Regions from separate parts of the Mus musculus genome. Here region 2 is linked to region 1. The links are chromatin contacts, found by Hi-C or POLR2A ChIA-PET in ENCODE. All regions are on one chromosome and are shown on one strand. Each heading gives the region's core, a stretch centred on a gene start or an enhancer-like site at or near the end of the contact. The rest is flanking DNA. Distances are from core to core; before and after follow the strand shown.

Region 1 (4,440 bases), core at 594-3,093:
GTGGGCCGGGCAGGGGATGGCTAGGCTCTTGCAGTGCTGGCTTACCCAGGAGCGCTCCCAGTGCTCGCGGAAGGCCTGCTCATAGAAGTAGCAGGCGATGACGATGGTGGCCGGTACCGTGTAGAGCACCGAGAAGACGCCAATGCGCACCATGAGCCTCTCCAGCTTCTCCGTCTTGGTGCCGTCGTGCTTCATGATGGTGCGGATGCGGAAGAGTGACACGAAGCCGGCCAGCAGGAAGGATGTACCGATGAACAGGTATACGAAGAGCGGCGCCAGCACGAAGCCCCGCAGCGGGTCCAGGCTATTGAGGCCCACGAAGCACACGCCGCTCAGCAGGTCGCCGTCGATCTGGCCCATGGCCAAGATGGTGATGGTTTTGACGGCCGGCACGGCCCAGGCGGCCAGGTGGAAGTACTGCGAATTGGCCTCGATGGCCTCGTGGCCCCACTTCATTCCGGCTGCCAGGAACCAGGTGAGGGACAGAATCACCCACCAGATGGAGCTGGCCATGCTGAAGAAGTAGAGCATCATGAAGAGTATAGTGCAGCCTTCTTTCTTAGTGCCCTGCACCACCGTGCGATAACCGTCCTCTGAGAAGCGCTCATTGCATACCACGCGCTCCTGGAGAACGAAGCCCGCAATGTAGGCCACTGACACCATGGTGTAGCAGCCGGACAGAAAGATGATGGGCCGCTCTGGGTAGCGAAATCGCTGCATGTCCACTAAATAGGTGGTGACCGTGAAGAAAGTGGAAGCGCAGCACAACACCGACCATGTGAGGATCCAGAGACGGGCAAAACGAGTCTCCTCTTGCGAGAAGAACATAGAGCCGTCGGGCCGTGCGGGCTCGCAGGGCGCGGCACAATCGCGCTCACCCAGAAACTTATAGCTGAGATAGGACGGCACCTTGAGGACGCGGGGACAGTGGAAAGGGTGCTCCAGAGTGGCGTAACGCGGTGGCGAGCCACCACCGCCAGGGCCGCCCGGGGTGCCACCCGCGCCGGGCTGCAGCCCAGAAGGTGGCGCGGTGGTGAGTAGCGCAGGAGCTCCGTCCTCCGAGTGGTTCTGGCCCACGCAGATCTGCTCCGCGCCGTGACGCGGGAAATGCTCGCAGCGGAGGCGCTCGGGCCATTGGAAGCCGAACTTGTTCATGAGCGCCTCGCAGCCTTGGCGCGCGCGCTCGCAGATGGAGCGGCACGGCGGGATGGCCTGCTCCAGCACTGTGCACACCGGCGCGTACATGGAGCACAGGAAGAAGCGCAGCTCGGGCGAGCACTGCACCTTCACCAGCGGGTAGAACTGATGCACCTCCAGGCCCGCGTCTTCCTGGTTCGTGTGGCCAAGAAGGTTGGGCATGATGGTCTGGTTGTAGGCGATGTCCGTGCACAGCGGGATGGAGATGGGCTGGCAGAAGCCGTGGTCCGGGATGGAGATGCCCTTCTCCCCGTGGAACTGGGCCGGTCCGGCGGCCGGCAGCAGCAGCAGTGGCAGCAGCAGGCGGGGCAGGGCGCTGCGGGGCAGGGCGCTGCGGGCCCGCATGCTGGCCGCCGCCCCCCACTCGGCTCCTGGGCGCCCCCCAGCCCCCGCCCCCAACCCAGAGACCGCGCGCCTTCCCCGCTGCCGCCTAGCTGCCCGGCCGCCTCCCGCGTCTCCTTGCAAACTTTGCTCGCGGCCGCAGAGTTGGGGAGATTGGGCGGCGGGGGAGGGGGCGGCGCACCCGCCTGCTGGCTCGCCGCGGTCGGACTGAGGGTCGGAGACGCGGCGCACCGCTGCCCTAGCTCCTCTTCCTCCTCTAGCCTCTGGGCTTCCCCTCTCCCCACCCTCCTCTACCCAGCGACTCCTTTGTGCCTCCTTCAGCCCTCACCTCGGCCTCTCCGATCCCAATTAGTCGGTTTCAAGGGGGCCCCCACTGGCGGCCCCGCCCTCTCCTCAGCCCCCCCTCAAAAGGGATCCTTGAAACCGCCCCGTCGAGCTTTGCACCATCCCAAAATGTGCTCTCGGCCAATCAGATTTAAACTGGAGGACCAGCCCCAAGGGCTGGATTGGTCGACCACAACATAATGAGATCAGAAACCAGATGCCAAGAAAACTCTACCCCCCTCCTTCTGCTTTTTTAAAGAGACAAGCTATTATTATATTAGGAGCTGTTTGCTCAGTCCGTGATTGCTTCGGAGTCGCCCAGGAAAGATCCGGAGACACGTTTTCTCAAAGTGGCATCCGACCCAGACAACTCTAGCCTAATCTGTGGCCCTAGAGCCCAAACCCTCTGAGGTACAAGAGCTCTTTGCTCCTGCCCCTGCTCACCGCCCCCTCCCCCCTTTTCAGTACCATTTATAAAACCAAGTGAAAAATCCCGTTTAAAAAAATATATACAGAGAGAGAGAGAGAAATATGTATGTTTTTAAAGCACGTTAGCGAATAGCTTGCAAAGACGTCTCTCAATCCCTCTCAGAGAGTCGAGGTAAAAGTGTCACTTCACCCTAAACAAGGACTCCTAGAAGTTTTCCTCGCCCCTCCCCCTACACACACCCAAAAGTAACCCTCTGAAAAACGAGAGCCTGTCTCTTTAAGAGGCTCTTAAAGGGGCCGGGACTCCGGGGTGTAATTGCCCCATAGCGAGCACAAAGGAGCCCATTATGGTTCTTTGTGTTTAGTGGCACCTCAAAGTGAGAAAATTCAGGAACTCAGAGGCCAGGCTGCGGGGCTGGGGCGGGGGTTGGGGGGTGAAGTGAAGGAGAAAGGCCCGGAGCTGAGGATTCAATCCACCCCCTTTCCGAGGAAAATCTTAATTATGCAAAGTAAAGTTTAGTTGCCATAAGGAGGAGGTCTTAATCGAAAGTTAATGGCTGGGGGGGTGGGGTGGCGGGGGTGATGGGCAGTTTTGAGTAAAGAAACGACTCTCTTAGGTCTGACGAACGTTTTGGGGAATTTGCCTTCTCCCTCCCAATCCTTGCTCCGCCTCCTAAAAGCTTCCAGATTTGATCTCCTGGGAGAAAAGGGAGTTTTACCCAAACTTTAAGTGATTCCACACCAGAAAGATGGTGTGTACGGCTGGAGAGAGGGAGGAAGGCTGGGGTTGTAGTACAGAATTTCTCCTCTCACTTCTCACCTGGCTGAGGGGTGAGGTGGCCCGAAGAAATGCCCCCCACCCCCAACTCCCTTCACACTAGGATTGTAACTTTGAGGTCTGGAGAGGGAAGGGAATTTGCATGGAAATCTGTGTCTGGAACCGGATGATGGATCAATTATTTCTGTTGTCTCTCTGGAGAGAAAGAGGAGGAGAACTTGAAAAGAAGGACAGGACGACTGGGTTTAGAAAGCCGCTTTTGCTTCTCAGTATGGGCCAAATCCTCCCAACTGGCGAAGCTGCTCCCTGCAGGCATCTTGGATTGGGCTGTATTCAGAAACCGTGGAACAGCAACTTAAAGGAGAGAAGAGGATACAATGAACCTGGCCTCACCTGGTTTCGTTGTTTTGTTTTTGGTTTGGTTTGGTTTTGGTTTTTTGACTAGATGAATCATTGTAAATTCTCAGTAGCTCACACCTGTAATCTCAGAAGTTGACGTTGAGACAGGAGAATTACCAGACATTCCTGGCCAGACTTAACTGGCTGCAATATGAGAGTGAAAGAAAGAAGAAAAAAAGCCGGGTGGCGATGGCGCACGCCTTTAATTCCAGCACTTGGGAGGCAGATGCAGGCGGATTTCTGAGTTCTAGGCCAGCCTGGTCTACAAAGTGAGTTCCAGGACAGCCAGGGCTATACAGAGAAACCCTGTCTGAAGAAAGAGGAAAGAAGAAGAAAGAAGGAAGAAAGAAAGAAGGAAGGAAGAAAGAAAAGAAACAAACAAGTATTCAAGTTCTTTACAACTTGAATATGCTCTTTATTGGAATTTATTAAAGAGCTTCCCAGTATAGCCCTGGCTGACCTGAAACTCTATGTGTAGACCAGGATGGCCTCAAACTCTCAAGATCTGCCTTCTTCTAGATGTACTGTGATTAAAGGCGTGTGACACCACCCTCAACTTCCTTATTGGAGTCTTGAATATGTTTCCTTTCCCTCTCTCTTTAAGAAGAACGTGTTCTGGGGCTTGAGAGACGGCTCAAAGGGTAAAATTCCCAGAACCTCCTTAGTACTCCTGAACCTCGGTGACTCCATTTCCAGGGTATCAGACACCCTCTTCTGACCTGCGTACTATGTAAGTGTGATACACATGCAGGCAAGTAAAACACCAGTACACATAAAATAAATAAAACATAATCAATTTAAAAAAGAAAAAAAAAAACAGTAAGGGCTGGAGAGATGGCTCAGCAGTTAAGAGCACTGACTGCTCTTCCAGAGGTCTTGAGTTCAATTCCCAGCAACCACATGGTGGCTCACAACCACCTGTAATGGGATCTGAAGCCCTCTTCTGTCCTGTCTGAAGACAGCTACAGTGT
Region 2 (4,440 bases), core at 575-3,074, 40 kb before region 1:
TTGCATTGATGTTGTAAATTTCCAGGGTGATGTATGCTGGAAAGCATATTCTGAATCAGTGGAAGAGGACACTTGGGGTGATAGTGTTTGGGGGTGACTGGAATGGAGACTGAGGGTTCATAGAAAAGCTGCCTAATTTGGAATAGGCTGTGATATGAGAGCAGGGGCTGATACCAATCTCACCCTCTGCCCAGATGTTACTTCTGCAGTCCAAATCTAGATATGTTCAAACCTGGGGGCAGCCAGGTCCCTCCTCCTACTTATACATACAGCAATGTGACCTTCCTATGGGGTCAACTTGCCTACCTTCTACCCAGCTCTAGGACCTGGGATGTGGCATGCTTGGTTGTGTGCTTACATAGCACACTGAAAGCTCTGAGGGATTCTCGGCACAGTGTGGACAGGGTATTCGGGCCACACACCTGCAGGCTCAGCATTTGCAAGAAGACAGAAGGATCGGGGGTTCAAGGTCATACTTAGCTACATAATATGTTTGAGCAGCACCTAGGTTGTATAAGGCCCTGCCTCAAAACAACAAAAAATTAGTTTTATATTGATATACATGTGTATGCGTGTATAAGAAACATCATAAAGGGCTAGAGAGATGGCTCAGTGGTTAAGAGCACTGACTGTTCTTCCAGAGGGCCTGAGTTCAATTCCCAGCAACCACATGGTGGCTCGCAACCATCTGTAACGGGATCCAATGCCCTCTTCTGGTGTGTCTGAAGACAGTGACAGTGTACTTATATTCATAAAAATAAATAAATCTTTTAAAAATGTCCTAAAGCTAATTGTTCCATTTCTTTTCTGAGATGAGTTGCTGTGTTGCCCGGGGTGGCCTAGATCTCTTGGCCTTAGGTTCTATTCTTGCCTCTGCCTCCTTAGTAGCTAGACTATAGGGGGGTAGCTCAGTCCTTAAACAAACAAACAAAAACTTTAGGACCGGATATGGTGGCCTTTAATCGAGGCACTAGGGAGGCAGAGGCAGACAGATCTCCATGAGTTAGAGGTCAGCCTGGAGTACAGAGCAACTTCCAGGACAGCCAGAGTACAAAGAAACCTTGTCTCAAAAACAACAACAACCCAAAAGAACAAAAAAACAAAGAAACAAAAGAACAGAAAACAAACAAAAGCTTTTAAAAATGTTTGTTTTATTTAATGTGTGCACCTGTGTGAGTTATGTGCACCATATCCAAGCAGGTACCCTCAGGGGCCAGAAAGCATCAGATCTCCCTGGAACTAGAGATCCAGGCAGTTGGTTGTAAGCCTCTTGAACGTGGGTGCTGACAACTGAACCTGAGTCTTCTGCAAGAGCAGTGAGCCCTCTTCACTGATGAGCCATCTTCCCAGCCCCGACTCATCCTTTTAAAGCACACGTATCAGTGATTTTAAGTCTCCAGACATACTTCAGATCTGTGTCAGCGCCACCTCAGTCCATTCTCTGCCACACAGCCTCAGCCTTTTGTCCTCAGAGCTCCTCCTGCCTTCCTTCTTAATCTTCCAAGAATCCTGGACCTAAATTGCGTAACAACTGCCTCATATTCCAGCATTTTCCATCTCTGTTCCCTCTCGTTGCCAGTGCTCCCCCTTAGATTAACCATCTAGGAAGGAATGGAGATCTCGGACTATGAGGCCTCCAGAGACCGTAAGGTCAAGGGGCGACCTATGGGAATCCAGGCCGCATGAGGCTGTGGACAAGGGCAGCCCAGGGAGCGGCAGCACTTGACAGATAACATTGTTAGACTGTGACTCACTCCTGTGGCAGCCTGGAAGCTCAGGCCTCAGCTTTCAGAGCCTTCAAAGGACTGCACATGACCCTCTGCAGTACTGTTGGCACGCCGGAGTTCAGACCTCTTCATTCCAGAGGCAGACTGCACCCTGTCCCTTTATCCCATATGGAAGAGGCCCACACTTTAACAGTTCATGTATTGGAGTTGGCTGTGGTGGTGTTCCCTATAATCTCAGCACTCAGGAGGATGACGCAGGAGCATTGGCCTTCAAATACAGCCTAGACTATGAAGTCTTATAGAAATAAATAAGGAAGGAAGTATATACTTTTTATATATTATATATATGTATATATAAATGTGTGTGGGGGGTATGTGTGTGTGTGTGTGTGTGTGTGTGTGTGTGTGTTGGGAACCTGAAAGGAGAAAGAACCCTGTCCTCTTGAGGGAAAAGAGGGGGGTCATTCTCATCTAACCAGAGGTTTGGCACCTGAGACTCACCTCATCGTGGGGACCCTAAGTCAGGCTATGAAGTTAGAATCAAGTAGGACTCCCTAAGTGTCACACAGCTCTATTCTCTCGTTCTTTTTAATGATTTATTTATTATTATATCTAAGTATACTGTAGCTATCTTCAGACAAACACACCAGAAGAGGGCTTCAGATCCCATTACAGATGGTTGTGAGCCACCATGTGGTTGCTGGGATTTGAACTCAGGACCTTTGGACAAGCAGTCAGTGCTCTTAACCTCTGAGCCATCTCTACAGCCCCTATTCTCCCATTCTTGAGCCAGGACCTGACTGGAGCTGTTGAGAAGGTGTCCCAGAACTCCCTCTGTGAGGGGAGGCAGCACTTAGACAGCGCTTAGAGAACCCGCCATCTGGTAGAGGAATTTAAGTTAAAACAATAAGGAAGTCTTTGACAAAGCAGTATTGTTTCCCGTTGCAAAGGCTACAAAGACAGCCTTCCCAGAGGCTGGATGGCATTGGGGCAAGACTCTCCAGATGCCTGTGCTGAGCCGCTTGTAATCACAGAGGGTCCCACAGCGCTACAAACACTCTTTTCTAGGGTTGGGGTATAACTTGGTAATAGGACACTTGCCTAGCATTCCGAGGCCCTGAATTCTGCTTTATCATTGGGGCAAATCTTCCATATAACCTTTCGGAGAACCTTCGCAGGCATATGGGTCATATACAAAGCCAAGAGTCAATGCTGGGCTCAATTAGGAAACACTGCCTCTGGCTTATATGTCCTTAGATTCCTAAAGACCCCCAAACCCAGTGTCCTACCACCCCCAGCCACTGCACTGACTTCATTGAGTATCCCTGGACTGGAGGTCATGATACCTGGGATGGAGACAGTGTGGGTATAAGGACATCTGCTCTACCTAATGAAGACACGGGGACAAAGGAGCCAGGTGCACCAAGTGGAGCAGAGAGACAAGCCAGGGGAGAGCAGTCACTCGCTTGCCAGCCATGACATTAGTGTGACCATCGACTTTCCCATTGTTGCCAGGCCTCTCCCCCAAATAGTCACCCTGCAAGCTATTACTGCCATCAGGAACATTTTCTTCTCCTCTTCTTCTTCCCTGACCCCCATGCATCTCATCTTGTATAGATGGCCTACACAGGGGTACTACCTCTTGTATATAGAGGTAATTTATTTTATTGTGTGGATGTGTTTTGCCTCTGTGTAGGTCTATGTGCCACTTATATGCCTGGTACCTGTGGAAGTCAGAAGAGGGCATCAGATCCTCTGGAACTAAAGCTACCAATAGTTGTTAGCTGTCATGTGGGTGCTGGGAATTGAACCCAGGTCTTTGGAAGAACAAAAGTGCTCCTAACCACTGAGACACTTTTCCAATCCTTTCTTCTCCTCCTCCTCCTCTTCCTCCTCTTCTTCCTCTTCCTTCTTTTCTTATAGTACTGAGGATTGAATCTAAGCCTTGTCCCTTGCTAGGCAAGCACTCTATTACTGAATCACATAACTGGCCCTTTTAAAAAAAATTTTTTTTAATTTATTTAATATGAGTACATTGTAGCTGTCTTCAGACACACCAGAAGAGGGCATCAGATCTTATTACAGATGGTTGTGAGCCACCATGTAGTTACTGGGAATTGAACTCAGGCCCTCTGTAAAAGCAGTCAGTGCTCTTAACCTCTGAGCCATCTCTCCAGCCCCCTTAAAATGTTTTTTAAGGACTAGAGTGATAGTTCAATGTTTAGAAGTACTGACTGTTCTTCCAGAGGTCCTGAGTTCAATTCCTAGCAACCACATGGTGCCTCACAACCATCTGTAATGGGATCTGATGTCCTCTTCTTGTGTGCATGAAGATAGTGTATTCATATACATAAGGGAAATAAACAAATTTTTAAAAAAAAATAAAAATATCGAGTGATTTCTTTAAAAAAATCTTTTTAAAAACATTTTTTCAAGCCTCCTGTGGGTCTGTGTGTACTTGAGCATGGGTGGCTTTGGTGGGGTTTCTTTGTGTGTGTGTGTGTGTGTGTGTATGTGTGTGTGTGTGTGTGTGTGTATGTAGAAGCTTCACTGGTTTGGTTTGTTTTCCTTTGTGAGATTCAGTCCAGTTTGGGAGACCTCATCATCGACCCTTTTTGGATCCCATTACCTAAGACTTGATAATTAAATGTAAAACAATATAATTAAATAAAAAAAAAAACCAAACCAAAAAAAAAAGCCAGATGGCAGATGG

Evidence for each region. Hi-C counts contacts between places; a loop is a spot of excess contacts on that map. ChIA-PET counts read pairs that join two places held with the same protein, here RNA polymerase II (POLR2A).
Region 2: a map of heart shows a loop between it and region 1 (3-fold over the local background). The contact joins the enhancer-like site here to the promoter of Fzd2 in region 1. A Hi-C loop is called at or near these places in 7 of 37 maps with a recorded cell type or tissue (gastrocnemius, heart, left cerebral cortex and 2 more). POLR2A ChIA-PET finds 5 or more read pairs at or near these places in 2 of 5 experiments (Patski and embryonic stem cell).

What each region holds. Positions count from the first base shown.
Region 1 is chr11:102,601,834-102,606,273 of GRCm38, reverse strand. Fzd2 (frizzled class receptor 2) reads right to left here and starts at 1,843. Exons shown (of 1, transcript NM_020510.2): 1 at 1-1,843. The coding sequence starts at 1,542.
Region 2 is chr11:102,641,320-102,645,759 of GRCm38, reverse strand. No RefSeq gene overlaps it. Among named protein-coding and RNA genes, the nearest start is that of 2810433D01Rik, 19 kb to the right of the region's middle. Within about 2 kb of position 1,824, at least 1 of the 3 ENCODE cell types and tissues checked has a DNase peak (open chromatin) inside an H3K27ac peak, as active enhancers do; it is heart, where a contact is called at or near this core.